Regions from separate parts of the Homo sapiens genome. Here region 1 is linked to region 2. A link is an interaction called in ENCODE POLR2A ChIA-PET data of the cell type or tissue named here. Cell type or tissue: OCI-LY7. All regions are shown on one strand. Links, peaks and the distances in the headings refer to the core of each region. The heading gives the core; the rest is flanking DNA.

Region 1 (16,036 bases), core at 8,771-11,270, 100 kb after region 2:
GTATGTGTATATATATATATGTATATATACACATACACACAAACATGAGAAATAAGACAAAATGTTAACAATTGTTTAATTTAGTTGGTGGGTATTTGGGTGTTCAATTTGTTACTCTTTCAAATTCTCAGTATGATTAAAATTTTTCTAATAGTTGGGGGAAAATATTCTCAGTTGATTCTGGTGATAATCTAGCTTGGGAACCACTGCTTTACCCAATAGATTTGTTCCTGAAGTTAGAAAAATAAGAATTCTGAGATACACAACATATAAATGCTCTGAAAGCAATAGTATTTAAAGAAATCTCATGTCACAATCTCCCCATAAAACACTGTCTCCTAATTAATTGTTCATAAACCTACATTTCACATAGGATTTGCTTAAGGTCAGCGCTCAGATAAGGGCAGACTTGAAATGTTGGTTAAGGGAAGAAGAGGCATGCACAAGCACAAAGCCTGAGGGTTGTACTTGACTCTTGTCTGCTCCTGTCTTGCTGATTTACCTGCTGAATATTTATCAAACCAGTCTCCTCCTCTCTTCTACTCGTGCTACTGCCGTGGGTCAGACTTCATCCTATCTCCCCTGCACCAGTGCTGAGAGCCCCAGCTGATGGCCCTGCCTCAGGTCCTACCCAGCTCAGATTCACTTCCACCTTGGCTAATACATATCCAAAACACGTGCTGGCTCATTGCTCTTCTACTGAAAACCCTACAATGGCTTCCCATTTCAAAATCAAGTCCAGAACTCTTCAATCTGTTTATAATATCCTCTCAATTTTGCCAGCCTCAATTCTCACCAAACTCACATTTTATAGCCCAGTAACAGTGAATTCCCCGTGATACGTCTCACCTCCATGCTTCAGCCCATGCATTCTTATTCCACCTTGCTCAGGCATCACTCTCCTTCTGAAAGCTTTCTTGGATTCACCACCTGCCATGCCTTCCCTCCCATCTCCCATACAGAGGTCAGAGTCTCCTATTTGGTTCTCCCACAATACCTCGACAGAGTTTAATCCGTGCAGTTACCCCACTGCTCACAATTATTTACTTATAAGACTATCTACTCCATATCCCGGGGCCTCTTGGGGAAGGACTGGATTTTATTCATCTTTGCAGCCCCAGTACTTACTTCTGCTTTGCCTTTCTGATGCCCCATTTTCTCATCTAGAGAATCAGAAGAATATCACCAACTTGAAAGGTTAGCGTTAAGTTTAAGTATTCAAAGCTTACCACAGGCATACAATAGGCCTTCAGCACATTTGATTTATAAGGTCAGCATCTCTTGTTTTTCGCTTTCCAATTCTGCCCTTCAGGACCAACTTCTTACACTGGCCCTGTGTCCAGCAAGGACACAGCGAGCAAGCTCCCCACCCATCTACATGCCAAAATAGTGAGGGTCTCAAACTCCAGATCTGCCTCAGGCTTCCCCACCCTGCCAGTGCCCTCTGGACTCTAGGATGACTCAACTAAGGAACCAATGCAGTACTGCAAACATTTCTTGAGCAGTTTTATGGAAGGCAATGTCCCTGATGCAGTGGAAAGTGATATAACATGTACAAAAAATGTATGACCTCTTATAGGGTAGGGGAAGGGTGAGGAGACAATTAGACAAGTGAAGGCAGTACAATTCAAAGAAGGAAAACATTGTATATCTCTGGGGGTAGACAGAAAAGCCTTAGAGGAAGTGGCATTTGAACAAGACCACAAAGGATGGATTTAAGCTAAGAGGCTGTTTCCAGAATTGTGTGTGTTCCACAAAACACAACACTGAAATGCTACTGTTACTCAGATGAAAAGTAAATTTAGAAAATGCTGCCTACGATGTACCCCTCTAGGAGATCTGCAATGCACAGTAACAAGCGTGAAGTAAAGAACCCTACTTAACTGTGTTGAACTCAGCATCCCAAGTTTGTTTGACTACTAGTTAATTCCCTATTTCTTTCCTCCTGGAGGAGAGAGTTATAGCATCTTTCAAGATCTGAGGTGTCTTGAAGTAGGAAACCCTATTTAACTCCGTTTAACCGAGCATCCCAAGTTTGTTTGAACGCTAGTAAGTTCCCTATTTCTTTTCCCCTGGAGGAAGATGTATAGCAACTTGGAGAACACACTTTAAGAAACAACAGGTTAAATGTTACCCTTTCAAAGCTATCCATTTGCATTTTACCAGGACTTCACATTGATAATACCTTCATATCTGATTTTTTAACAACAAAATCAGCAATTTTTTAAAATTCTCCTGACATTTTATCAGAAGAGAAAAAGCAATGGAAGATGCTGCAGAACTAAGAAGTTTCTCATTGTGAAGCACAGTGTAGACCATAAGCCTTTTAATCAAACGAAGGAAACAACACATCTCTGACTGAGTCCATTCATTCTTTGTTAGGATGTTTACACTGTTATAGCTGCCCTCACTCCCTCTGCAACCTGCTGACTGTGTAAAAAACACCAGACTTGAAAGCAAAGGGAACAACATTGCATAACAACAAGCCCTCAGGGCATGTTTTGCTCCTTTATATTTACCAAACAGTTGTGCTTGTAAAAGACAAGAAGGAAAGGGGCACTGCAGCTCATCCCCACTCCTGAAATTACAATGCTGAATTATCCAGTCTGAGAGTTAACATGTTTACTGGGAGTGAGGCACTGTGCTCATGATACAAAGAAAAATAACGTATAGCTGTTACTTCACAAGCCAGGACAGATAGGTAAATAAACTGTAATGCAGCAAAGTGCAAGCAAACACTTCTATAATAAGAGGGGAGTACACAGAAGCTGGGACTCCTTACCTTTGCCTGGGCTTAAGGTCAAAAGAGAAGCATGTTAAAATAAGGAAAAACTCCTCTTTGTTCTTAAAAAATTGAAAAGGAGTTTTCCAGGCAAATAAAATATATACATAGGTATAGATAAACAGATATAGATAGATGATATAGATATAGATACAAGGCCAGGCATGGTGACTCACATCTATAATCCCAGCACTTTGGGAAGCCAAGGTGGGAGGATTGCTTGAGCCCAGGAGTTTGAGACCAGCCTAGGAAACATAGTGAGACCCCCATCTCTTCAAGAAAATTAAAAAATTAGCCAGATGTGGTGGTGTGTACCTATAGCCCTAGCTACAAGGGAGACTGAGATGGGAGGATCACTTGAGCCTGGGAGGTTGAGGCCACAGTGACCTCTGATCATGCCACTGCACTCCCACCTAGGCTACACAGCAAGACCCTGTCTCAAAAAAAAGACATAGATATAGATACACATACACACATACATAAAAAAAAATAAGGCCATAGGGCTGAGTAGAATAGGATACGTGATATGATTTGGATATCTGTCCCCTTCAAATCTCATGTTGAAATGTAATTCTCAGTGTTGGAGGTGTGGCCTAGTGTGAGGTGTTTGGATCATGGGATAGATCCATCATGAATGGTTAGCACCATCCCCTTGGTGATGAGTGAATTCTGGCTCCGGTAGTTCATGTGAGATCTGGTTAAGAGTACGGCACCTCTGTCCTCACTCTCTCTTGTTTCCACTCTCACATGTAACATTCTGGCTCCCGGTCACCTTCTGTCATGACTGTAAGCTTTCTGAGGTCTCACCAGAAGCAGAGGCCAGCACCATGCTTCCTGTAAAGCCTGTAAAACTGTGAGCCAGTTAGATTTCCTTTCTTTATAATTTTCCCAGCTTCAAGTATTTCTTTGTAGTAATGCAAAAATGGACTAACAATAGGATAGGGCAAGATTGAAAAGAAAAAAAAGAGCAGCCAATCTGGAGAAGGTGTCACACTGAACTACTGCATCTAATTTCACTTATTCCAAAAACCCCACAAAAATTCAGTAAAGTGCTTTATTTTTATTAAAAAAAACCTTATAAGTACAGAGAAGATAAGACAATGGTGTCAAATTTTGGAAGCTTGGGAAGCAGATGAACAAGTAGTAATTGACTTAGCATACTCAGAAAATGTGGAATTCAGCTGATTTAAACCACAGAATCCTTAAAAAACACAGGAACTGACAGTACCTTGTACTCCTAGAGCAGGCGTATAGGATGCTAGAATAAAGAACACAAGAGAGAAGGCTACTCAAGGAGTTAGATACCTAGATTCCCCCTCCTCATTAACAAAACTCCAAAGGCCTGTCTCTGGGGAGCACAAAACAGAAATATCCAGCATTTGCTTGAAATAATCTGAGGAAGGGGATTGCGGGATACAAAGCAAACTAAAATATCCATCAAGTGAAAACTAGTGAACCTGAATGATGGGTACATGGGAATTCACTGTATTGCCCTCCCTACTTTTGTAAATCTTTAGCATTCCCCATAAAAAAAAAGTAAGAGTGTCTTTGGCCTGGCAGTATCCAGCGTGGATGAGGGGGAAACATATCACAGATAAGGCACTATGTCTACAGAAGGTAGAGTGCAAAGGTTCCCATGTTTCTTCTCCCGAGTACCAAAACATAGTCAGATAGAACCCCACCATCCGAAGAAGAGTGAAAGACTCTTTGCTGGTGAATGTACCCAAGGGAAAACCTGAAGATGGTAACATCAGGGGAGCCCAACAAACAGCCCATCCAGATCACCGTACCGTGAGGCTCAGAGCTAATTATCTCCATTCTGTATTCAGAGTTTCCTGACAGTACTTTTTAAAAAAAGCTTTATGTCACATACCATATAATTCACCCTTTTAAAATATGCAATTTTCTCTAGGAACTAAATGAAAAAAAATAAAATGTACATTTCAATGGTTTTTAGCATATTTACAGAGTTGTACAACCATCACCACAATCAATTTTAGAACATTTTCCATTCCCCCAATGAAAATCCTACACACATTAGTAGTCACTCTGCATTCCCCCCACTCCCCAGCCGCAAGTAACTACTAATCTATTTTTTTGTCTGTATAGATTTGTCCATTCTGGCCATTTCATATAAATGAAATCCTACACTCTGTGGTCTTTTGTGAGTGACTTCTTTCACTTAGCATAATGTCAAGGTCTTGACAGCTTTTTTCCTCCCCCTCTTAATCAGGAGCAACACAGCCAAGGATCACATTTTAGAGTGACATCTTGGGAAAGCCTCTAATAAAGATACAGACCATGGCAAACACAAAAAAAAGTGACTTGAAGGAAACAGATAATATGCAAGGGCGGAAATACCATTAATATTCTCACAAAAATGAAATAAAACTACATCCATGAAACAAAAATAGGATGCTATATAAAGGAAACATAGAGAACAAAAAGAGCTCTTAGACATTGACAACATAATAGCAGACTTTTTTTAAATCTTCAATAAAAGGATTGAATGATAAAATCGAAATCTTCTAAAGAATAAAATCAAAAGACAAAGATATGGAAACAGCAGAGAGAAGTTAAGAATATTCTAAAGGTCCAGTACAGGAGGGGTCCTATATCCAAATAAGAGAAATTCCCAGGAAAGAGCAGAAAAAAGAAAAATCATAACAATATATTCAATAAAATTTCAGAGAACTGAAGGATGCAGGTTGCCAGGTTGAAAGGGCCCAGCACACGAAGCACACTGTGAAACTTCAGAAAACTGCAGACAAAGAGAAGATTTTACAAACTGTCAGAGAGGAGGGAAAGACAAATAGGTTATATATAAAGAATCAGAAATCAGAACCCTTCCAACTTCTCTACAGCAACAATAAAAAGACAATAAAGCAATGCCTTTAAAATCTGAAGGAAAATGATTTTCAACTTAGAGTGCAATACCCAAATAAACTACCAATAAAGCACGAGAATAGAAGAAAGATACTTTAAAGTATACAAGACCCAGAAATTCATATTCCATGCACCGTTTTATAAGAAGCTCCTACTTTGGGAGGCTAAGACAGCAAGATTGCTTAAGCGCAGCAGTTTGGGAGCAGCCTGACCAACATGGCGAGACCCTATCTCCACAAAAAGTGAAAAAGTTAGCCAGGCATGGTGGCATGCACCTGTGGTCCCAGGTACTTGAGAGGATCACTTGAGCCCAAGAGTTCGAGGCTACAATGAGCTGTTTCACTTCACTGCACTCCAGCCTGGGCAACTGAGTGAGACCCTTTCTCAAAAACAAACAAAAAAAAGCTCCTGGAGGATGTCCTTCACTAAGTGGTATAAAAGAAACATCAAGAGATCTAGTCCAAAGACAAGCAACAGAGGACGCCAACATGACTACCACAGGAAGTAGCCAACCAGAATAAAGAAGTATAACTCAAGAGACAGACACATTGAAGACAGCCATCACCAACAACCCCACTGCCATTAAACCCTCTTTTGTGTTGTGTTCAAATATTTTAAATATATGATTATAAAGTTTTCAAATATACATAAAAGCAGACCCCCCAACACCCATTACCAAAGTTCAACACTTACCAAGATTTTGACACGTTAACTTAATCTATCCCTTTCCCCCCCTATTTTTTTCTTTGCTTAAATATTTTATTATTATTATTATTATTATTTTGAGACAGGGTCTCGCTCTGTTGCCCAGGCTGGAGTGCAGTGGTGTCATCATGGCTCACTGCAGCCTCAACCTCTGGGATGCAGCAAACCACCTGCCTCAGTCTCCCAAAGTGCTGGGATTACAGGTATGAACCTTAGCATCCAGGCTGTTTAAATATTTTTAAACAAATTCTACATCATATCATTTTATTCCTATGTACCTCAGAACTCATCTCTATATTATTCATCTTCTTACATTATACTATTATTATCACACCTGAATAAAAGTAACAGTAATTCCTTGATATCATCTCAAAAATTTCTTTTTACACACATCTACATGCATACTTGTAGCAGCACAATTCACAATTGCAAAGATATGGAACCGACCTAAGTGCCCATCAACCAATGAGTGGATAAAGAAAATGTGGTATATATCCACCATAGAATACTACTCAGCCATAAAAAGGAATAGAATAATGTCTTTTGCAGCAACTTGGATTGAGCTGGAAGCCATTATTCTAAGTGAAGTAACTCAGGAATGGAAAACCAGATACCTTGTTTTCTTACTTAAGTGGGAACTAAGCTGTGAGGACACAAAAACAATACAGAGCAATATAATGAAATTTGTGACCTGGGGAAGGAGTGGGCAAGGGGAGTGAGGGATAAAAGACTACATACTGAGTAGGGTGTACACTGTTTGGTTGACAGGTGCACTAAAATCTCAGAATTCACCACTGTAGAATTTATCCATGTAACCAAAAACCACTTATAACCCAAAAGCCATTTAAAAAAATTTTTTTAATGTCTTTTCAATGCCAGGTGTGGTGGCTCATGCTTATAATCCCAGCATTTTGGGAGGCCAAAGCAGGAGGATCGCTTGAGACCAGGAGTTCAAGAGCAGCCTGGGTAACATGGTGAGACCGCATCTCTTCAAAAAAAAAAAAAAATTAGTTGGGTGTGGTGGTATATGCCTGTAGTCCCAGCTTCTTGGGAGCCTGAGGTGGGAGGACTGCTTGATCTCAGGAGGTCAAGGCTATGTTGAGCCGTGTTCATGCCACTGTACTCCAGCCTGAGAAACAAAGCAAGACCCTGTCTCAAAAAAAAGTCTTTTTTTGGCTGCGTGTGGTAGCTCACCCCTATAATCCCAGCACTTTAGGAGGCCGAAGTGGGCAGAACACCTGAGGCTAGGAGTTCGAAACTAGCCTGGCCAACATGGTGAAACCCCATCTCCACTAAAAAACAAAAGTTAGCTAGGCATGGTGGCACGCACCTGTAATCCCAGCTACTCAGGAGGCTGAGGCAGGAGAATTGCTTGAACCCGGGAGGCAGAGGTTGCAGTGAGCTGAGATCGTGCCATTGCACTTCAGCCTGGGCAACACAGCAAGACTCCACCTCAAAAAAAAAAAAAAAGTCTCTTTGCAATTAAACTAAATTATGTCCCCCCACAAGTTCATACATATGTTGAAGCCCTAATTCCCAGTACCTTAGAATGTGACTGTTCATGTATTTGGAGATAGAGCCATTAAAGAGGTAATTAAGTTAAAATGAGATTGTTAGGGTGGGCCCTAATCCAATCTAACTGGTGTCCTTATAGAAAGAGGAGAATAGGACACGTAGCAGGACACTGGGAGTGTGCATATATAGAGAAATGACCATGCAAGGAGGTGGAAAGAGGGCAGCCATCTGCAAGCCAAGGAGAGAGGCCTCAGAGGAAACCAATCCTGCCAGCACCTTGATCTTGGACTCCTAGCCTCCAGAACTGTGAAAATACTAATTTCTGTTGCTTAAGCCACCCAGTGTGTGGTATTTTGTTATGGCAGGCCTAGCAAACTAACACATAGACTATCCGAATAAAAACAAGGTTCACACATGACATCTGGTTATAATTCTTAAGTCACTTTATTATTTTTTTCATGTCATTGACTTGTTGCGGAAGCCAAGTCAGTTGTCTGACAGAATGTTCTACATTCTAAATTTCTCTGTTTGTTTCCTTAGAGTGTAATTCCACTTGTCATCCTTTCCCCCATCTTTCCAATATATTAAAGTTAGCTCTAGAGACTTGATGAGATTTTAGGAGTCAACATTTGGGTAAGAATATTCCGTAAGTGGTTCTGCGTATTCTTTTTTTTTCTTTTTTTTTTTTGAGATGGAGTTTTGCTCTTCTTGGCCAGGCTGGAGTGCAATGGTGCAATCTCGGCACACCGCAACCTCCGTTTCCCGGGTTCAAGCGATTCTCCTGCCTCAGCCTCCAGAGTAGCTGGGATTATAGGCATGTGCCATCATACCTGGCTAATTTTGTATTTTTAGGAGAGATGGGGTTTCTCCATGTTGGTCAGACTGGTCTCGAACTCCCAACTTCAGGTGATCCGCCTGCCTTGGCCTCCCAAAGTGCTGGGATTACAAGTGTGAGCCACCAGGCCTGGCCTGCATATTCTCTTTTTAACCTGACAAAAAATGCATAGGTAAACTTAGTCGAGGTTCTTTTCTGCCTCTATTTGTCTTGACCATGTGCTGATGAAGCACCTGCTCATCTCCACACTATTTGTTTGGGTTAGTTGGTGACGTTCACTTCATCCTACAGAAGAGTTTTGCTTTGACCTACCCCTTGAGAGCTGAAAGGACGCCAAAGAAAGACTGGAAGTAGAAAAGACAGAGCCGTCCACTCTTTGTGACCATATTCCATATGTCCAGTGTGTGCCCACACTACAACCCTATCAGATGTCTCAATAGTAGTGATCCTTATTTCCTAGGACTCACTCACATCCTTGCCCACTGACTTCCCCATTAGAGCCTTTTAAACCCCCTGGGAATCTAAAGCTATATTATGACCCAGAGTTTAGATCTAACAGTAACAAAGCTTGCTAGGTTTGTGCTTGCTTCTTGGTTTTTTAAAAAACAACATTTGTTTTAGTAATACAAACACAGGTGGTTAAACTGTACAGAAAAGTAAGAGAACGATGAACACAAAAGTCAGGATAATCATTATGTCTGGTGAGGAGGAAAGGGGGTATGATTTCAGGGCAGAGAGTAGACAAACAGCTTCTAGGATACAAATAATGTTCCATCTGATAAATTGGATGGCAAATTCACAATTTTCTTTCTTTTATTTTTTGAGACAGCATCTCACTATTTTGCCCAGGCTGGTCTTGAACTCCTGGCCTCAAGAAATCCTCCAACCTCAGCCACCTGAGTAGCTGGAATTGCAAACATGTGCTACTGCATCTGGTCACAATTTTTATGTTCTTCTTTAAACTGTAAATATGTATTTAAAACATTCTTTCATATGCATTGTATGTTTCGCATTAATTATTTTTATGTAAGCAGTCCACCATAGCTAGAACACAGGGTTTGAAGAGTAGAGTAAAAGGAGAAAAGAATGGAAAAAGAGTGTACTCTAAAGGTAAATAGGAACCTTAATCATGCTCTCTTGGGAGTAACATCAGGGAACATTTATACCCAATATTAATTAAAATGACTTTCTCATAATCTATCTATCAAGAATGATAGGAAAAATCCATTTTTTCTAAGTTACCTAGATATGAAATACCCGACATCTTAAGCATCTCACTGGGGAACATAATAATATGGTTTTGATGTATTTTTCCAGGGAGAGGAGTTTCAGCTTGCCCTAGGGAACATGTTTGCCTCAAATTCTTTTTTTTTTTTTTTTTTTTTTTTTTTGAGACAGAGTCTTGCTCTGTCACTCAGGCTGGAATGCAACGGCATGACCTCAGCTCACTACAACCTCTGCTTTCCGGGTTCAAGTGATTCTCCTGCCTCAGCCTCCGGAGTAGCTAGGATTACAGGCACATGCTACCACACCCAGCTAATTTTTGTATTTTTAGTAGAGACGGGGGTTTCACCATGTTGGTCAGGCTGGTCTCGAACTCCTGACCTCAGGTGATCTGCTCACCTTGGCTTCCCAAAGTGCTGGGATTACAGGTGTCAGCCACTGAGCCCGGCCTGCCTCAAGTTCTTAAATGACACAAAGCTGGGAGGGATGTGGAACAAATGTTTTATATTACAGAATTAAAATATATCTTGGCAAGCTAGAGTGACAGGTCAAATTTAGGCCAATTTCTAATAACATCTCCCATTTGTTGAGAACACTCGATATGCCAAGAGCTTTACATAATTTATCTCACTTAATCCCTACAACCACACTGTGAAGCTGAAATCCAGGAAAGTAACTTGCCCAAGGTCATAAGGCAAGTTAATAACAGAGTTATGATTTGAACCTAGGTTTGCAGGCTCAAGTTTCAGTCTCAAGTGAGATTCCTTCAGCCACCAGAAATTAACATTCAAAACTGAATCCTCTGCTACCACACTGGGAATTAAGAAAACAATAATAAATAAATAAAAATCTCAATCCTCTTTAATTCAGCATGTCACCCTCAGAAAACTGCATCACCCAACCTCAAGCCCCTTGGGCATATGAGGGTATCAAGTACCTCCAAAGAATGATCAGATCAAATGAAAAAAAAACCAAACAAACAAAAACAAAAAAGAATAATCAGATCAGGCCATTTTCATTAATGTAACACTTGGGGACCTCGACAGCTGCCAGGAAACCTCCATCTGTCCTCAAGAGCAAGTCCATCCTCAAAAGCAAGCTGTAACAGGATTCTCTCTGCAACCCATTCCCAGCTCAGCCATGTCTGCCTCCCCATCTGTATTTAAGACTGCAAAACTCAAGCTCTGCAGTTATAAACGGAGGCCACTTACCACAAAGATTGCTGAGCAAGAGCCCTCAGCCAGGCTATTGCCTACCTTCAATTTTCTCTCGTCCTCAGGGGCACTGTGATTTGATGGGTGTGTACAGCTGAGAGAACAGCACAACCGGCTCCAGTGCACAGTCATATCCAATGGAGCTATCCCAAAAGACAGCCAGAGAATTTTAATGAAAACCAGAAAACCCCTGGCTGCTAAGTCCAACTGCGGTTCAGGCCTGCCAGCCCCTCCCCCTGCAGCTAAGAATCTCTGAGCCAGCTTTGCCCCAAAGAGCAGGGAAGAAAATCCATTTTGCACTCAGTAAATCCTTCCATAGCAGCCACTTCGCAGAGTCATTTAGGTTAAAGGTGAGGCATATGATAACTGCAACAGGACCCAGGGACCCTGAGAGGCACAGGGTGTGGCAGCAGCAGATTTGAGCCAACAGATTATGAAACAGTCATTTAAAAAAAAACAAAAAGTCTTTCCTTCTGCCAAAGCTCTCTGCCCACAGCTGCATACAAGGCTAGTGAGGAATCTTAACAAGCTTAAAGGGGCCGTATTTCAGATACTCCAGAACCAAGGTGGGAGGAAATAAGTATTTTGAGCACTTACTATGTATCAGGTGCTCTGATCTCATTTCATCCTCACTGTGAGATGGGAACTGTAAACTGCAGGTAACAGATAAGAACATTGACTCAGAGAGGTTCCATAACTTGTCCAAGGAACACAGTTAGCAAGAGGGGAAGCAAGACTGAAAGTTCAGTGTGGGTGAGGCTCATCAGAAGTATCAAACTTTTTGTTCACAGAGAGCAGAAAAAAATAAAAAGAAAAGAAAGGAAAAGAAATACTAAACTCAAAATCCTGACTAATAAAAAGAATGATCATTTATTGACCACTGGCTATGTGCCAGGCACTAAGCTAATATTTTTACATGCACCGTATCATCTAATCCTCACAGCAACTAGATAAGATACAGGTCATTATTACCTCCATTTAATAATGAGCAAACTATGGCTCAGACATTCAATAATTTGATCAAGGTCACTGCATCACCAGGATTGGAACCCAGGTCTACCTAATTCTAGAGTGCTCACCTTAAAACACTCATCCTAACAGCATTCAGAAGGGAGCCACCTAGATCATCATGCCAAGCACGCAAGTTGCAGCAAGATTTCTGCTCCCCTCCCCAGCAGGTAATGCATATTCCAGACTTGCCTTTCAATTCCTCCCAGCAATCTTCAGTGGAGGCACAGTATCACTGGCTCTGGGGAAGGTGATAGCTATGTCTCTACCTTCCCATGCACCATGGACTCAGTTGTCCCGACATGAGTGAAGGAGAAGGCCACCACCATGATCCAGAGACTCACATGAGTATAGAAGCAGACAGCTTCTTTCCCCAGGCCCTGCTCCATAGGCCCATGCAACCTCAAGCAGCAACCTCTTCCTCAACAGCTCACAGGCCTGTTTTGTATTCTTAACAGGAGACCACGTGCCTCCTTTTTAAGCAACTGTGATTTCCCAAGGGAGATGACTGTCTAGACACAGCATCTATCTTGACAACCAGACTGGGCCACACGATGTTAGGTTTGATAATTTAATTTTAGGGTCTGTGTTCAGCTCTCCAGTGAAGGCTCTGTGCTTGGCACCCCTGGGTAATCAGATCGAGTATCACTCAGTGCAACAGCTGACACCCTGGGTTAGAACTGTCTTTCCAGCCAGGCAAGTGTTACTTGCGGGAAGTCACAGGCATCTTATGGATCACACACACACAGGCACAACACACAAACAGTTCCATTAATGAGGCTGAAACTTGATAGAACTCTTCTATGCATGTTCAGAATTAAGTGCCAGGCTTTGACTGGTGGTGGACTGAATACTTAATATGTATCAGGTACTGTGGTGGGTACATTCACAGCCAATATCTTAACTGACCCGCACAACATTCTGTAAGGTAGATAGAACTGCTATTATACAGATGAGGCAACTAAAGCCCAGAAAGATAGCATAATTTGCCCAAAGTCACACAGGAAGTGGCAAAGCTCAGGTTCAAATTCTTTTTTTTTTTTTTTTGAGATGGAGTCTCACTCCACCTCCCAGGCTGGAGTGCAGTGGCACGATCTTGGCTCACTGCAACCTCCACCTCCCAGGTTCACACAATTCTCCTGCTTCAGCCTCCACAGTAGTTGGGAATACAGGCAGGCACCACCATGCCCAGCTAATTTTTGTATTTTTAATGGAGACAAGGTTTTATTATGTTGGCCAGAGCTGGTCTCGAACTCCTGACCTCAAGTGATCTTCCTGCCTCGGCCTCCCAAAGTGCTGGGATTACAGGCATGAGCCACCAGGCCTGGCCTCAAATTCATTTTTAATACAACTTCAACACCCTTTCAGTCAATTATGAGTCCATTCATTTATTCCTCAGATAGTTATTGAGCACTTTCTATGAGCCAGCTACTGTGACACCTACAGAGGATACAACTGTTAACATAAGGTAGGTCCAGTTACCAAAGAACTACTGTTCTCATGAGGATAGATGACAATGCAGATAGATAATTACAGAATGATGAGATGAGGCCTCAGAGGACTGATGGGATCAGGCCTCTCTGAGAAAGTGAGATGTGAGCTGAGACCTGAAAGATGAGAATAAGCCAGGCATTTGCAAAGCTAGGAAAAGAGCGCAGGCAATAGATACAAGAAGTGCAAGGGTTAGCTACCAGAAAAGGCTTGGCGTGTCCAAGGAACATAAAGGAGAACAGGGACCAAGGCTGGGTGAGCAACAGGGAAAAAAGAACGGTTGAGATGACACAGGGCCTCGTTGACCATGGAAAACACTTTGAATTTTGTCCAAAGGGCAATGGGAGATCAAAGAAGAGTTTTAATCAGGGAAATAGTGTAATCTGACTTGCGCTTTAAAGAGATAATTCTGGTTGCTGTGTGGAGAAGTGAGTGTAGGGAGTGGGCAAGACTTAAGAATAGGGGAGAGATAATGGTGGCCTGGACCAAGATAATGGTAGGGGAGAGGATTTTATATTTGGGAATAACAAAGAAAATACTTGAGGTGATACTAAGTGTTTTTTTAAAAAATAAATAAATAAAAACTTTGAAATTTAATTACAATTTTAAAAAATAAAAAGACAAACGAATTTTTTTTTTGAGACAAAGTCTTATTCTGTCACCCAGGCTGGACTACAGTGGTGTGATCTCGGCTCACTGCAACCTCTGCCTCCAGGGTTCAAGCAATTCTCCTGCCTCAGCCTCCCTAGTAGCTGGGATTACAGGCGCCCACCACCATGCCTGGCTAATTTTTGTATTTTTAGTAGAGACAGGGTTTCGCCATGTTGGCCGGACTGGTCTTGAACTCCTGACCTCACGTGATCCACTCACCTCGGCCTCCCAAAGTGCTGGGATTACAGGTGTGAGCCACTGGACCCAGCCGAATGAATTTTTTAAAAAATAATGAAAATACTTGCTGATGAATGGTATGTGAATGGTGAAGGGAACAAACTCCTGGGTTTCTAGCTTGAACAACTGGGTAGAGAGTGGTACCACGTATTAAGAGAGACTGGAGGAGAAGCAAAATGCTCGTGAGATAGCCAACTATATCACACTAAGAAGAAAAAAAAAGTGGACCCCAGTTGTGTTTGTTCAAGGGGAAGCTAGGAATTAAAGGCCTGAAGCTGCTACTCTGGTGAAGATAAAGTGTTTGGGGGTTATGATAGAGAGTAAAGTGCAAGAATCTGAAAGGATGCCTTAGGAAACAGGGGTTCCACTTACTTCATGTGGCCATCACTGCCAAACTGGGACCAACGTGCGGAAGACAGACAGGAAAGGAATTCAGTCTGACATAAGGAAGGCTGTCTCGTGGTCAGAGTGAAATAAGCTGCCTTGGGAGTGGGAGAGGGTGAATGATGACTTCTCTGTCATTGGAAGGGTTAAAGAAAAAAACAGATGACTCCTTGACTGGAGGGTTAGAGAGAGAATTCAGTAATTGAATAGGGAAAATGCTACATAAAATCCTTCTAAACTCTGGAATTCTGTGGTTTTAAGATAAAATCTTAATTAATCTAACCTTCAGGACTGGAGTTTCTCCAACAGGGCAGAACTCCCTTGGTATGTCCTACCTCTCAGAAGGCAAATGAGATCAACGTTAGCTAATTTTAGTCACTATAAAGTGACTCCTAGTTCATTTCTAAGTGTCAAACAAGATGCTGAAAGGCTTTTTGGTGTAGGTGAAAGGCATATGCTATGGAACTGGATATCCCATATCTGCAATTGATTAGCGCTGTGTCCTCTGGCAAATTATTTAAATCCTCTGAATCTCAGTTTATTTCTTTGAAATAGGGGGAAAGCAATGCCTACCTCAAGATGTTTACTGTGAGGACCAAAGCCTTATGCCTGATACATTCTATTAAGAAAAATAATGAGGCTGGGTGCAGTGGCGCACACCTGTAATCCCAGCACTTTGGGAGGCCAAGGCAGGCAGATCACCTGAGGTCGGGAGATCAAGACCAGCCTGGCCAACACGGTGAAACCCTGTCTCTACTAAAAATACAAAAATTAGCCAGGCATGGTGGTGGGCGCCTATAATCCCAGCTACTTGAGAGGCTAAGGCAGGAGAATCACTTGAACCTGGGAGGCAGAGTTTGCAGTGAGCCAAGATCGCACCACTGCATTCCAGCCTGGGAGACAAGAGAGAAACTCCATCTCAAAAAAAATAAAAAAAAAAAAGAAGAAGAAGAAAAATAGCTAACATCTATTACTACAGATCCATAACTATATGCTAGGCATGTGCTATGTGCATTTAAAAAAATCCAATCCTTACAACAACCCAGAAAGTAGCCACTATTGTTATTCCATTGTAAAAATCAGAAAATTGATTTCTAAAGGTAA
Region 2 (16,036 bases), core at 6,538-9,037:
TGGCATGTGCCTGTGGTCCCAGCTACTCAGAAGGCTGAGGCAGGAGGATCTCTTGAGCCCAGGAGTTTGAAGTTACAGTAAGCTATGATAGCACCACTGTCCTCCAGCCTGGGCAGCAGAATGAGACCCTGTCTGAAAACAAACCAAAAAAGAAATATAGACAGATATAAGATAAACAAGTTCTATGGATCTAATGTACAGCTTGAGTGGTAATGGATGATGTGTTAAATAATTCGACTATGGTAGCCAGGTGCGGTGGCTCACACCTGTAATCCCAGCACTTTGGGAGGCCGAGGTGGGCGGATCATGAGGTCAGGAGATCGAGACCATCCTGGCTAACACGGTGAAACCCTGCCTCTACTAAAAATACAAAAAATTAGCTGGGTGTGGTGGCGGGCACCTGTAGTCCCAGCTAATCGGGAGGCTGAGGCAGGAGAATCGCCTGAACCCAAGAGGTGGAGGTTGCAGTGAGCCAAGATTGCACCACTGCACTCCAGCCTGGCCAATAGCGAGACACTGTCTCAAAAAAAAAAAAAAATTTTGACTATGGTAATCATTATACAGTGTAGACGTATTTCAAATCACCATGTTGTATACCTTGAATATATTCAATCTTTGGCAAGTAATTTTTTTTTTTTTTTTTGAGACAGGGTCTGGCTCTGTCACCTCCAGACTGGAGTTCAATGGCACAATCTCAGCTCACCACAACCTCTGCCGCCTGAGCTCAAGCAATCCTCCCATCTCAGCTTCCTAAGTAGCTGGGACTACAGGCGCATGCCACCACGTTCGTTAATTTTTGTATTTTTTGTAGAGACACAGTTTTGCCATGTTTCCCAGGCTGGACTCGAACTCCTGAGCTTGAGTGGTCTGCCCGCCACAGCCTCCCAAAGTGCTGGGATTACAGGTGTGAGCCATCACGCCTGGCCCAAGTAAATATTTTTGAATAAAAAAAATAGATACTATTCACATAAACAAAACTCTTTGATATTCTCAATAATTTTTTAAGAGTATTAAAGGAGTGTGAAACCAAAAAGTTTGAAAACTGCTATTCTGTAACAAATGACATTTTAGAAATATGGGTGCCTCTAGAAGTTAAATCGGGACGGTGATGTGAATATGTTGTCTATATCCTTGTTTCTCAAAGTATGGCCTAAGGTACATCTGCATCAGTATTACCTGGGAGCTTATTAAAAATGCAGGATCTTGGGCCTCATCCCAGACTTCCTGAATCAGAATCTTCATTTTAACAAGATCTCTGGATGATTTGTATACATATTAATGTTTGAGAAGCTCTAATCTGTATTACACCACACTAACATTTATTTTAATCCAGCATCGTTCCTAAAAGGATTAAAGAAAACTATATAAATAAATATCTTCATTATACATATGTACTTTATAAAAATATATATAGTTTAATATGTAAATGCATGAACACTAATAGACATAGTTTTTTGAGGCTATTATTGATACTGTCATTGCAAGCAGTTCTTTATTTTAACCATTTGGTCCCACTGTTATCATATCATAATATCAGAACTTCATGATACGAGTTCACAGTCTTGGGTTTGGGTCATATATTTACCAACTTTGTCATCTCAGATAAAAATTCAAACTAATTTCCCCATTTGTAAATTTTACCTATAAAAATGAAATAATGTATGTTGAAAACATTTGTAAACTGAATGCTAATGCATATTAGTCTAAGTTTTGCTAGGAATTTTACATTAAACCTGTATGCATTATTGCATAGCCTTTAAAGAAATTCCAATATATATTTTAAACAGTTCATTTCCCTAGAGTTTGGTACTAATGGAGTTTTATCCCCTAGTGAGTCAATTACCTTTAATTCATTCTATGGCTAACCTACAGCACAAACTCTAGCAGATTTGTATAGGATTATATGAATGGGTTGGTATAGATCTATCCTCAGTATGGCAGAAGAATAACAGCACAGATCTAATAAAGGTGAGTCACTTTCAGAGCTACAGATTTTAGACTCCCCCTAGTGGCCATCTGGCAACAATCAAATTTATACAACCATCTTTCACCTTGCTTTCTGTTTGCCTTTTGCCACTCTTTTTTAAGATCTTTAGCAATCTGAAGAAAAAACAAAATTCTAGTATTAGCCATTACCATAAAATGTTTTTAGGTGCTTGTTGTATTTCAAAAAAATTTTTTAAACTATTCTGTCTGTTAAATAAAGTTAACCTAACTGAGGGGTGGACATTAAGAACCTGAAAGATAGAAATCAGAGTTATAATACATTGCAAACTAGAAGAGAAGTTAACAGTACAAGTGACAGTAATTATCACAATACTTGATATAATTATGAGGGAGAAGCAGACTAACACTAATTTCACAGTATTTGCACTAGACCCTTTATTTGTCTATTTTAATCCTTCTTCAGCCCTGGACTTCATAGATGAGGAACTCAAGAATTTAGTAACTGTCAGACAATGAGTACATGGCAATAGAGTTACACTGCCATGTAGATGTGTACTTTTTGACTAGAAAGCCTTTAGCCACCATTACATACTGTCTTAAAAAAACAAGTTAAATTGCATGGTTTTCATATCAAATTTTATAATCTGATAAGTTATCAACATAGTCTAATGAATTAAAGAAAGTAATTTTCATTATGGTGAGAAAAATGCAATTAAGTGCTTTGTGTATAAATAGGTATTAAATATTTTGAGATTATTTTTTGTCCTCTTTTTTTTTTTTTTTTTTTTTTTTTTTTTTTTTTTTTTTGAGACGGAATGTCACTCTGCCCCCCAGGCTGTAGTGCAGTGGTGCGATCTTGGCTGACTGCAAGATCCACCTCCCGGGTTCACATCATTCTGCTGCCTCAGCCTCCCAAGTAGCTGGGATTACAGGTGCCCATCACCACACCCATCTAATTTTTATGTATTTTTAGTAGAGACAGGGTTTTACCGTGTTAGCTAGGATGGTCTCAATCTCCTGACCTGGTGACCCACCCGCCTCGGCCTCCCAAAGTGCTGGGATTACAGGTGTGAACCACCGCGCCCGGCCTTTTCGTCCTCTCTTTCATGCACAGTTCTCCTTTAGTTTTCCATCAATTTGGTATGTATTTCTATCAACTTGGGGCTGTTTAATTTAAATCAGTAACGCTAACTATTCTGACTAGAGAAATTTAAAATAAGTTGATCTGAAAGAGTTTAAGAAGAATTTGAGTTGTGTAGGAGCATTTATACACAAAATGTTATTTTAAATTTTTACTGTTCTGGATTTTTCATCATATGAAAAACATTTAATGAACATCTCCACACTTTTTTCCACCACTTTTCTAGGTCTAATTGTCCAAAATGTGGCTCTACTGGTGAATCTGGAAATGCCAATTACAGATACAAACTTTCCTTAAAAGTTGCAGAATCAAACAAATTGTTTGTTATTACTGTATTTGGAAGTTGCTTAGATACATTTTTTGGTCTTACTGCCACTGGTTTGCACAGGTAAGAATACTTAAAACATCCTTTTTCCTGACTGCCCTTAGAATTTGAAGATACAAGTTTATAAGGCAATATGCATTTTTGTAGAAAGATAATCATTCAACCCCAGATTGTCAATTCCTTTAAAAGACAAGCAAGTAAGAAAGATGTTTATTTCCTGAATACATATTATGATGATATTAAAACAGTCTCCTTTTATTTAGGGTAATTAATCTGTAATTAGAATATTAAGTTATAAATCTCTAATCCAAGTTACAGAAATAGAGGCTAAGAAAGTAACATCATTTCAAATTGAAGAATTATCCAAATTGAGGTTAGCATTGAAACAGTTAGGTTCCCCTGAGGCAGAAGAATCTATTTGAGGGAATATTTGCATTTCAGAAATTGAAATTTTATTTTTTATCTGTATTGCAATTTAATTTGCATAGTTTGACCTTTTACGACATTGTCCTGAGAATATAAGAATAAGCAATTAAAGCTTTTCTTGGCCGGGCGCGGTAGCTCACGCCTGTAATCCCAGCGCTTTGGGAGGCCGAGGCGGGCGGATCACAAGGTCAGGAGATGGAGACCATCCTGGCTAACACGGTGAAACCCCATCTCTACTAAAAATACAAAAAATTAGCTGGGCATGGTGGTGGGCGCCTGTAGTCCCAGCTACGCCGGGAGGCTGAGGCAGGAGAATGGCATGAACCCAGGAGGCAGAGCTTGTAGTGAGCCAAGATTGCACCACTGCACTCCAGCCTGGGAGACAGAGCGAGACTCTGTCTCAAAAAAAAAAAAAAAAGCTTTTCTTCCCCCTCAGTCTTCTGCCCTCCTCCCCTAATCACATGCAAGAAATCTATGTCCACATTTTTGTGCTTGAGACAATAAAGGGACCACAACCAGGCTTATCAGAGAAAAGGGATGACTTTTTCCTGCTTTCAAGTGAAGAGCTAGAGATGCCACCACTATTCCCACTGCCACTTTTATTTTTCCTTATAATCATTGCCGGGCCTGATGGTTAGGCAGGTAACTACTTTACTCCCACTTGATCAATTGGTTTTGTTGATTTTTCTGTGCTATGAGAAACTAGAGAGAACAAACTGCCTGGCTCTTAAAGTCACTTTTTTTCCTCTATAAAAGGTTCATGCTGCATTTTCAAATTAATTGTGTCTCTGACTTTATGGCAAGTAAAATTTCAAAGTTCATTGCTTCACATTTTTTACTTTTTTTCCAATCAAGGTACATTCAGGATCCTAATAAAATTCCAGAAACACTGGACAATGATACAACTCAGAATCTATTAACTAAAGCAGTTGAAACTTGCTTTGTTGGACAAAGCTTTATTTTTGGAGTGACGGTAATTGAGACTAGCTTTCTTTTTAATAATCTGTTAACATTTCCATTGTAATGAATTATGTGAATTTTCTAAATAGTTGTTAGGAGTTCTGTACATGTGAAGGCCTGTAGAAACACTTTAAACTATGTAAAAATAGCCTATAGGTGGTCTGTTAAAACACCATGTGTGACAACTTCCTCTTTCGAAAGTCAGGGGAGCCTACTTCAAATGCTTTCAGAGCTTAAAAATATAAATTTATTATATATTTAGAAATGTTAGATATTTGTTTTTGGTATTTAGTATTTATTTTGCCCTCCGGATTTTGTTCAAATTCTATAGTAAAACTTCCACCAATTCTCTAGCTTTTTAATTCTGTCTTCTATAAAAGAGAATAATGGAACACTGAAGGCAAAGTATCTTGAGTATTGATAAGAATACTAAAACTAGATTAAGAAAGATGGTCTTAAATATAAAAGTGACTGTAGAAGAAGTTAAAAAAAAAAGAAGTTACTCCTTTGACTTTGAAGGAGTAATAGTTTTCTGTCTCATCTATGCTAAAGGGAACAAAGAGACATTTTTTTCCACACTGGAATCAGGGTTTTAAAAGAGGACTCCACAACAGAAGAGTGAGAAAAATCCAAAGGGAAGGTAGAATCAACGGCTACAGAGCTTTACTTGTTAAAATCGTAGACAGTCCTTTTCTCTCCTCTCTTCTTTTTCCTCCTCCCCTTTTTCCCCTCCCCTCCCCTCCTCTCTTTCCTTAGCTAAAGAGAACTATGATAGTTGCCATTTATTGAGCCACTGCTATTTTCTAAGCACTGTGCAGTTTTCCATTTTATTACTAAACAGTAATCCTGCATTTTTATTTTTATTTTTATTTTATAAAGGAGAAGACTCAGGTTAAATAAATTGTCCAAAGTCTCAACACTATTAATAAATGCGGGAACTAGGATTTCTTCAAATCAGTTTAAACAAGCTCTTTACTCTAAGGTTTATATTCTCTTACATATGCTACTTTGCCTATAAAACTAACAGAATCGAAATTGGAATTGGGGGATGGAGGTAATAGTTGTATCTGTTTTAACCTTTTAAATCTGTTTATTTTATTTTATTTTTGAGACAGAATCTCACTCTGTCACCCAGGCTGGACTGCAGTACCAAGATCATGGCTCACTGCAGCCTTGACCTCCCTAGGCTCTGGTGATCTCCCACCCCAGCCTCCTGAGTAGCTGAGACTACAGGCACACGCCACCATGCCCAGCTAATTTTTGTGGGGGTATTTTTTTTAGAGGAGAGGTTTTACCATGTTGCCCAGTCTGGTCTCAAACTCTTGAGGCTCAAGTGATCTGCCTGCCTCGGCCTCTCAAAGTGCTGGGATTACAGGCATGAGCCACTGTGCCTGGCTAAATTTCTGTTTCATGTTTAAGTAAATGGAAGACAATTTTATTCTTACTTAAATTTCTTTGCTTCTTTCACAGAATTTTGAAAACCAACCTGGACAAGGTTCAGATGCCAGTAACTTCTTACAGCAATGCTCTGACCACAAAAGAAAAGCCAAAGCACTAGTGGCTTGCCAGATTGTTCTACCAGACCCAGGTATTGCAGGCTTTACTGTCATTGACTACTTCCATCAACTTTTGCAGACTTTTAATTTCAGGAAACTTCAGTGTGACTCTCAGGCACCTAACAATCACTTACTTGCTTTAGATCACTCAAATAGTGATCTCAGCAGCATATATACTTCTGACAGCACTTCTGATTTTTTCAAGTCCTGCAGCAAGGATACTTTTTCAAAATTCTGGCAGCCATCACTTGAATTCACTTGCATTGTTTCACAACTAACAGATAATGATGATTTTTCAGCTTCAGAACAAAGTAAGGCCTTTGGTACTCTTCAGCAGAACAGAAAGTCCATCTCCATTGCAGAGGCCACTGGTTCCAGTAGCTGCCATGATCCCATTCAGGATTCATGGAGCCTTGTTTCATATATGGATAAAAAGAGTACAGCAGAAAAGTTGGGTAAAGAACTTGGCTTACAAGCTAAGGAGCTGAGTGCAGTTCACAGCAGTCATCATGAAATTGGAGTTAATGACTCTAATTTATTCTCTTTGGAAATGCGAGAGCCCCTTGAGTCAAGTAATACAAAATCCTTCCACAGTGCAGTGGAAATTAAAAATAGGTCCCAGCATGAGCTACCATGTTTTCAGCATCATGGTATAGATACCCCAACTAGCCTTCAGAAGAGATCTGCATGTTGTCCACCTTCGTTACTCAGACTTGAAGAGACAGCCAGCAGTTCCCAGGATGGTGACCCTCAAATTTGGGATGATCTGCCATTCTCTGAAAGCCTGAACAAGTTTCTGGCAGTTCTTGAAAGTGAGATTGCTGTAACCCAGGCAGATGTCAGTAGTAGGAAACATCATGTAGATAATGACATTGATAAATTTCATGCAGACCACAGCAGGTTATCTGTGACTCCCCAGAGAACTACTGGAGCCCTGCATACACCACCTATAGCTTTAAGATCATCACAAGTAATAGTCAAAGCAAACTGTAGCAAAGATGACTTCCTTTTCAACTGTAAAGGAAATCTAAGTCCTAGTGTTGAAAAGGAGTCACAACCAGATAACAAAGTAGAGGCTGTCTCTGTAAATCATAATGGAAGAGATATGTCAGAATATTTTTTACCGAATCCTTACCTGTCAGCTCTGTCTTCATCTTCAAAAGATTTAGAAACAATAGTTACTCTTAAGAAGACTATCAGAATCTCACCACACAGGGAGAGTGACCATTCTAGTCTAAATAACAAATATTTGAATGGATGTGGAGAAATATCAGTTTCAGAAATGAATGAAAAGTTGACAACTCTGTGTTATAGGAAGTATAATGATGTCTCTGATCTTTGCAAATTAGAAAATAAACAATATTGTAGGTGGTCCAAGAACCAAGATGACAGTTTTACAATTTGCAGGAAACTTACATATCCTTTAGAAACTCTTTGCAATAGTCCAAATAGAAGTACAAATACATTGAAAGAAATGCCTTGGGGACATATCAATAACAACGTAACACAGAGCTATTCTATTGGTTATGAAGGTAGCTATGATGCCTCTGCTGATCTCTTTGATGATATTGCTAAAGAAATGGACATTGCAACTGAGATTACCAAAAAATCACAGGATATTTTGTTAAAATGGGGAACATCTTTGGCAGAAAGTCACCCTTCAGAGTCTGATTTTTCACTGAGATCACTTTCTGAAGACTTCATCCAGCCTTCACAAAAATTATCCTTGCAAAGCCTATCTGACTCTAGGCATTCAAGAACATGCTCTCCAACACCTCATTTTCAATCAGATTCAGAATATAATTTTGAAAATAGTCAAGACTTTGTTCCATGTTCACAGTCAACTCCAATTTCAGGGTTCCACCAAACAAGAATTCATGGGATAAACAGAGCTTTCAAAAAACCTGTATTTTATTCAGATCTTGATGGTAACTATGAAAAAATAAGGATTTTCCCTGAAAATGACAAACAGCAAGCCAGCCCAAGCTGTCCAAAAAATATAAAAACACCTAGCCAGAAAATCAGAAGCCCTATTGTATCTGGTGTTTCACAACCAGACGTTTTCAATCACTACCCTTTTGCTGAGTGCCATGAAACTGATAGTGATGAATGGGTCCCTCCTACCACACAAAAAATATTTCCTTCAGATATGCTTGGATTCCAAGGCATAGGTCTAGGGAAATGCCTTGCTGCCTATCATTTCCCTGATCAACAAGAGTTACCAAGAAAGAAACTGAAACATATTAGACAAGGAACCAATAAAGGTTTAATTAAGAAGAAATTAAAGAATATGCTTGCAGCAGTTGTTACGAAAAAGAAAACTCATAAATATAACTGTAAAAGTTCAGGCTGGATTTCCAAATGTCCAGACATTCAAGTCTTAGCAGCACCTCAGCTGCACCCTATTCTTGGACCTGATTCTTGTTCAGAAGTCAAATGTTGCCTTCCATTTTCAGAAAAAGGCCCACCTTCAGTGTGTGAAACTCGAAGTGCTTGGTCACCTGAATTGTTTTCATAAAAAGTCACCTGAACCCAATTCCTGAACTTTTAAATCTGTTTGGAAATGTTTGCCTTCAGGGGTACGGAAAGCATTCTTTACATTTTGAACACTTGGAGAGAAGCAAATTGAAAACAGGACTCTGCTGGGAGCTACTGTGCCTTTTAAAATATAAAGCCATTGTTTTCCCCAGGGTTTTATCTAGAATACTATGATTAGGTAGTTGAGCACTTTATCTTATACTGTTTATTGTACTTTAATAATATTGTTAAGATTGTTTTTGAAAGTATTAATGTTTGTTAAAATCACATATACATCCAGAAATAAAGACTTTGCAAACCAAAACTTAGTCTTTTTTAATTGTTCAGCTCAGACCAGAAAATGCCAGCTATATTATAGGCCAATGAGTGTGCTGAGTTTGGGATAGAAAGCTACAAGATCACTGATCTTAAAATATGTTAGTCTGCTGGATAAGACAGATAAACAGGTAACTTCAATACAGTGCAGAAGATGCAATGATATGGGTTTGTAATGGGCATGACAAACATTTACGTTGCTATGAGAGCATGGAAGAAAAGCAGCTAACTCATCAGTGAGCTGAGGGTAAGAAGAAACGTTTTAAGAAAAAAAGCTATTTAGAAGTTGTATGTGAAACTGTTGCTATTTTATTTAATACGTATACACTGAATGCCTACTCTACATGCCAAGGGCCGTGCTTAGTGCTGGAAACTGAAGATAAAAATCAAGCTCCTTCCCTCAAACTCATGAGCTATTGGAATAATCAGGTAATTAGAATCTGGTAGGTTCTATGATAGGAGGTAAGCTTGGGGTGCTAACAGGAACAAAAATGAAAAGCAATTTTCAGACACTCAAGTCTTAGCAGCAGCTCTGCTGCACCCTGTGAAATCTTTCACATATACCTGGCCAGGTTCCTTTGCCATTCCCCACAGCAACCATTCCAAAACAATACTTTCTTCATGCCACAAAGCAACTGCTACTCTCCTTGCCTCCTACTTCATGGACAATATTGAGATCACTTGATATTTTCTCAACTTCTCGCACCCATACCTACCCACATGTCTATCTGTACTCACCCACAGCTGCTTTCCTCTAGTCTCAGAAAATACCATCTAAGTGCTAATCTTTCCATTTAGACTATTGATCTATTACACCCATCTTTGAGGTCTTATACCAAATATTCCCCCTATATTTTCACCTTCTTGCCCTACTGTGTCTCTCCCTCTCCACAATTTTTTATTTTGAAAATTTGCAAACAGAAAAGTTGAAAGCGGCCGGACGCAGTGGCTCATGCCTGTAATCCCAACACTTTGGGAGGCCGAGGTGGGCAAATCACCTAAGGTCAGTAGTTCGAGATCAGCCTGGCCAACACGGTGAAACCCTGTCTCTACTAAAAATACAAAAATTAGCCAGGCATGGTGATGCATGCCTGTAATCCCAGCTACTCAGGAGGCTGAGACACGAGAATCACTTGAACCTGGGAGGCGGAGGTTGCAGTGAGTCAAGATCTTGCCACTGCACTCCAGCCTGGGCAACAGAGTGAGGCTCTGTCTCAAAAAAAAAAAGTTGAAAGAATAGCACAATGATACGGAATGATACGGTATCTGTACATACCATTTAGATTCAATCATTTTAAACATTTTGCCTTTGTGTGTGTGTGTTTGGTTTCTGTGTGTCTAAATAGATACAGTTTTGCTTTGCTAAACCATTTAAAGGTAAGCTGCAGACAGGACATTTCACCCCTAAATTCTTCAGTGCAAATTTTCTTAAAGGCTTCTCTCTACATAGCCACAGTATCATTATCACACCAAGGAAAGATAACAGTAATCCCCAATATCTAATATTCAGCCCATAATCAAATTTTTCTACTTGTCCCCAAATTATAATTGTTATTTAACCAGAATTTCATCAAGGTTCATCCATAGTGTTTGCTTGTCTCTTTTTCTAGAACCTCACCTCTTATTTCACATAATAGTAACTTTATGGAAAAAAAACCTCAAACCACTGTTCTGTAGAATGTCCCACATTCTCGACTGGTATGTTTGCTTCCTTATACTATCAGTACATTGTTTCTCTACCCCACCCCAGTCCCCACATTTCCTGAAAATTAGGCCTAAAGACTAGATGTGATTCAGGTTTTGGCAGGGATATTCCATGGCTCATGTTGTGTACTTTATGTTGTAACACATGAGGAGACACAATATCAAGTTGTTCCACTATTAGTAATGCTAAGTTAGATTGCTTGGTTAAAATGTTGCCCACCGGATCTCGATGTTAAATATACTTTATTTTTCCTTTTTAAGAGTAAAGAGTCAGTGGTGGTAAATTAGTTTGCTTTTCCTTCTATCACTACAGACTCAAGAATTTTTATTTTTCCTATGGAAAGAAAAACAAGCCACGTCTGGTAGCTTATGCCTGTAATCCCAGCACTTTGGGAGGCCGAGGCAGGAGGCTTGCTTGAGTCTAGGAATTCAAGACCAGCCTGGGCAACATGGCAAAACCTCATCTCTACAAAAAATTAGCCAGGTGTGGTGGCACACGCCTGTAGTCCCAGCTACTTGGGAGGCTAAGGTGCACCCAAGAGGTGCAGCTTGCAGTGAACTGAGATTGCGCCACTGCATTCCAGCCTGGGCGACCCTGTCTCAAAAAAACTGGTGCATATTTATTGTCCAATCATTTCATACAAAGATTCTTAATTCTTTCTAGACTGTTTCCTAGTCTTTGGGACTAGGAAATAGTCTGTGTTCTTTTTGTCAGATGTTCTATTCCTGGCTAATTTCATACCTCCCTCTGTGATAAAAGAGTAACGATGCTGTTAGTATTTACAATGTCATGACTTCAGAAACTGTTTTTGTTGAGCTATATAGATCTTGCCTTAGCAGTTACCTAATGTCATTTGTTTAATGCTAGTTCCTCTGTGATGCAGCATCCGTTGTGCTACTGTGAATACTGGTTTCCAATGATCTCTCAAAGGTTGTTACTATACTTTGCTGGTGACTACCGAAAAGCAAGTCCTACCCAGAGTGTGCAGGAAAATAAATAATAATCCATTTTTTGGTCCTATTTACCATTTGTACTAAATATTGCTTCCCAACCATGCAGTCTTTTGAACATTTTAGGCTGCAATTACTGCACTCCTATACTGTGATCTCTTTCAATGTTGGCTGCACCCTGGAAGGATAGGCAAGAGCCTATCCTTGCTCTGTGGTTGGAGCAACAAGAGCGGTTCCATTTGTGCAAAGAATATCTATTCCTCCATCAGCATGGCTTAACGCCTAATCTGGAAATCACAGTGTCACTATCAACTGGAAATGAGAGGACATTGATTGGAAGTGCCCACTGGCATTGTGGACCAACAGTCTTAAAAGGCCTCAGAGAAGATAGGCATGGCCTGCAGAAGGGGGAAGGGTGACCTTCCTGGTGTCAGTGGCTGGAGGCAGACAGGGTAAATAACAGCTGCCACTACCCTCACAGACCAGGGAGAGCCAATGCACAGGCCTACACACAGAACTCAATCCCAAGGACCAGTGGTGACCTTTGGTAGCCACAACCCTGAACTTGTGAGAGTCACCTAAATGAATTTGAGAGTCACCTAAAAATATGTCAGCACCATTCTGGCAGCCCAATCTTGTACTATTTTATGAAAGCACTATTGCCTCAGCCAATGGGAATGACCCAGGTTTGATTTCATAGGCGCAAGTCCCAAGCTCCTCAGGACATTTGGTACACACCAAACATGATGTAGAGGGTTGGAGAATACCTCAAATGGGATAAATGGCACTGTCACAAGCACAAAAGTGAGACTTAGAAAATTTCGAGGGAGGCACTTCTGGCAACTAGCTCCCACGTGGGACCAGGTCCAGGCTCAGGGTGGACTTCTACCAGGCGCTAGAGGAGAATTTAGAAGGAAACTTGAGGAAGGCATTCCAAAGCCTTAGTCTCCCTGAAGCGTAGAGGGCTGTGACAGGATCCCCTCTCACCCAGGCCTCAGAGGTACTTTCTTATCATCCCTCCTTATTGTCCTTTTGTGCCTCCTTATTTGCCTGTTTTAAAAAGATAGTGCCTTTTTTTGTTTTGTTTTTTGTGTTTTGGCAGGATCTCACTCTGTTATCCAGGCTGGAGTGCAGTGGCACAGTCCTGGCTTACTGCAACCTCCACCTCCCGGGCTCAAGCAATCTTCCCACCTCAGCCTCTTGAGTAGCTGGGACTACAAGCGTGCACCACCATGCCCAGCTAATTTTTTTTATTATTATTTGTAGAGACAGAGTCTTGCTGTGTTGCCCAGGCTGGTCTCGAACTCCTGAGCTCAAGTGATCTGCCTGCCTCGGCCACCCAAAATGCTGAAATTACAGGCATGAGCCACCTTTCCTGGCCAATTTTTTAAATATTTTGTGGAAGACAGAGTCTCCCTGTGTTGTCCAGGCTGCTCTCGAACTACTGGGCTCAAGTAATCCTCCCACCTCAACCTCCCAACATGCCGGGATTACAGGGTTGAGCTGCCATGCTCAGCCCAATGATGGTGCCTCTTATAGAGTGTCTGAATGGATAGAGAAACAAGGGCTAACTACAGGAAACCCACTTCACCTATAAAGACATATGTAGATTAAAAGTGAATGGGCGGAAAAAGATATTCCATGCAACTGAAAGCCAAAAAAAGAACAAGAGTAGCTATACTTAGATAAAATAGAAGACAAATCAAGGAACGTTAAAAGAGACCAAAAAAAATCACTACATAATGATGAATAGGTCAATTCAGCAAGAGGGTATAACCTTTAAAAATATCTATGCACCCAACATCAGAACTTTCAAGTATGTAAAGCAAACATTAATAGAGCTAAAGGAAAGATAAACAGTAATGCAATAATAGTAAGGGGCTGGGCACAGTGGCTTATGCCTACAATCTCAGTGCTTTGGGAGGCTGAAGTAGAGGATCACCTGAAGCCAGGAGTTCATGACCAACCTGGTCAACCCCATCTCCAAAACCCCATCTCCAAAAAAGAAGACCCCATCTCCACAAAAAATTGTAAAAGTTAGCTGGGCATGGTGGTGTGCACCTGTAGCCCCAGCTTCTTGGGAGGCTTAGGTAGGAGGATCACTTGAGCCCAGGAGTTCATGGTTACAATGAGCCACTACTGGAGTTCACGGTTACTGTGAGCTACCACACCACTGCACTCCAGCCTAGGCAACGGAGTGAGACACTGTCTCTAAAAATAATAGTAGAGGACTTTAATACCCCATTCTCAGGAATGAACAGATCATCTAGATGGAAAACACCTAATAAGGCCTATCTGACACATACTGAACATTTCACCCAGGTGCTGCAGAATACACATACTTTTCAACATCACATAACACTCTCAAGAATAGACCATGTCTTAAGCCACCAAACAAGTCTGAACAAATTCAAAAAAAGGTAAAAACCATATTAAGTATCTTTTCTCACCACAATGGAATAAAACAAGAGATCAATATCAAAAGGAACCTCAGAAACTTTACAAAATTAATTTCCATGGAAATTAAACATTCTCCTGAACAACCAACAGGTCAATAAAGAAATTAAGAAAGAAATTTTAGGCCAGGCACGGTGGTTCATGCCTGTAATCCCAGCACTTGGGGAGACCAAGGTGGGCAGATCACGAGGTCAGGAGTTCAAGACCAGCCTGGCCAACATGGTCAAACCTTGTCTCTATTGAAAATACAAAAATTAGCCAGGTGTGGTGGCGCATGCCTATAATCCCAGCTACTCAGGAGGCTGAGGCAGGAGAATTGCTTGAACCCGGGAGGCAGAGGTTGCAGCGAGCCGAGATCACGCCATTGCACTCCAGCCTGGGCAATAGAGTGAGACTCCGTCTCAAAAAAAAAGAAACTTAAAATGATGGTGGGTATACAAATGAAAGTGGGTATACAATATATGAAAATCTATGGGACATAGCAAAAGCAGTACTAAGAAGTTTATAGCAATAAACACCTGTATGAAAAAAAGTCAAAAGATTCAAATAAATGACTTAATGATGTACCTAAAGGAATTAGGAAAGCAAGAACAAACCTAAAATTAGTAGAAGGAAAGAAATAATAAAGATCAGAGCAGAAATAAATGAAATTGAGACTTAAAGAAAGCCCAAAAGATCAATGAAAAAAAAAATGGTTTTTTGAAAAGAAACAAAACCAACAAACCTTTAGCTAGACTAATTGTATTAGTCCATTCTCACACTGCTATAAAGAAATATGTGAGCCTGGGTAATCTGTAAGAAAAGAGGCTTAATTGGCCCACCGTTCTCAGACTTTACAGGAAGCATGACAGCATCTGCTTCTGGGGAGGCCTCAGGGAGCTTTTGCTTAAGGCAGAAGGCAAACATGGTGGGAGCAGGAGCAAGAGTAGGGGGCAGGAGTGCTACACACTTTTAAACAACCAGATCTCATGATAACTCACCATCACGAGAACAGCACCAAGTGGATGGTGGTAAACCACTCATGAAAGATCCACCCCCATGATCCAGTCACCTCCCACCAGTCCCTACCTCCAATACTGGAGATTACAATTCAACATGAGATTTGGTGGGGACACAGATTCATGCCATATCACTAACAACAAAAAAGAGAGAGAAAGAAGAACCAGACGAATAATATTAGAAACAAGACAACAGAGACCACAGAAATACAGAGAATCAGACTATTATGAACAACTACACACCAACAAACTGGAAAACCAAGAAGAAATGGGTAAATTCCTGGACATATACAACCTACCAAGACTGAATCATGAAAAATATAGAAAACCTCAACAAACCAATAAAAAGTAGTGAGATCAAAGCTGTAATAAAAAGTCTACCATCAAAGAAAAGCCCAGAACCAAGAGCTTCATTGCTGAATTCTACCAAGCATTTTAAAAAGAACAACTACAAATTCTACTCAAACTCTTCAAAAAATAAAAATTGAAGAAGAGGGAATACTTCCAAATTCATTCTACAAGGCCAGTGTTATGCTGATACCAAACCAGATAAGGACACAAAGATAAAACTCCAGGCCAATATCACTGATGAACATAGATGCAAAAATCCTCAACAAAATACTAGCAAACCTGATTTAAGAACACATTTAAAAGATCATTCACCATGATCAAGTAGAATTTATCACAGGGATTCAAGGATGGCTCAATATACACAAAT

Evidence for each region. Peaks named below come from ENCODE experiments on the same cell type or tissue, not always from the same donor. Only the 100,000 strongest peaks of a DNase experiment are listed, where the experiment ranks them.
Region 1: POLR2A ChIA-PET joins it to region 2 with 6 read pairs; 2 of 35 experiments call an interaction of 5 or more read pairs at or near these places.

The regions. Positions count from the first base shown.
Region 1 is chr11:83,022,969-83,039,004 of GRCh38, forward strand. All of the region lies in intron 1 of RAB30 (RAB30, member RAS oncogene family), which reads right to left. Among named protein-coding and RNA genes, the nearest start is that of SNORA70E, 11 kb to the right of the region's middle. In OCI-LY7, for the core only: no CTCF peak of the experiment used is centred there; no DNase peak of the experiment used is centred there.
Region 2 is chr11:82,925,463-82,941,498 of GRCh38, forward strand. DDIAS (DNA damage induced apoptosis suppressor) reads left to right here. Exons shown (of 6, transcript NM_145018.4): 4 at 3,315-3,476; 5 at 4,695-4,812; 6 at 6,270-9,197. The coding sequence ends at 8,873. Among named protein-coding and RNA genes, the nearest start is that of DDIAS, 32 kb to the left of the region's middle. In OCI-LY7, for the core only: no CTCF peak of the experiment used is centred there; no DNase peak of the experiment used is centred there; H3K27ac peaks cover 1,105 bases.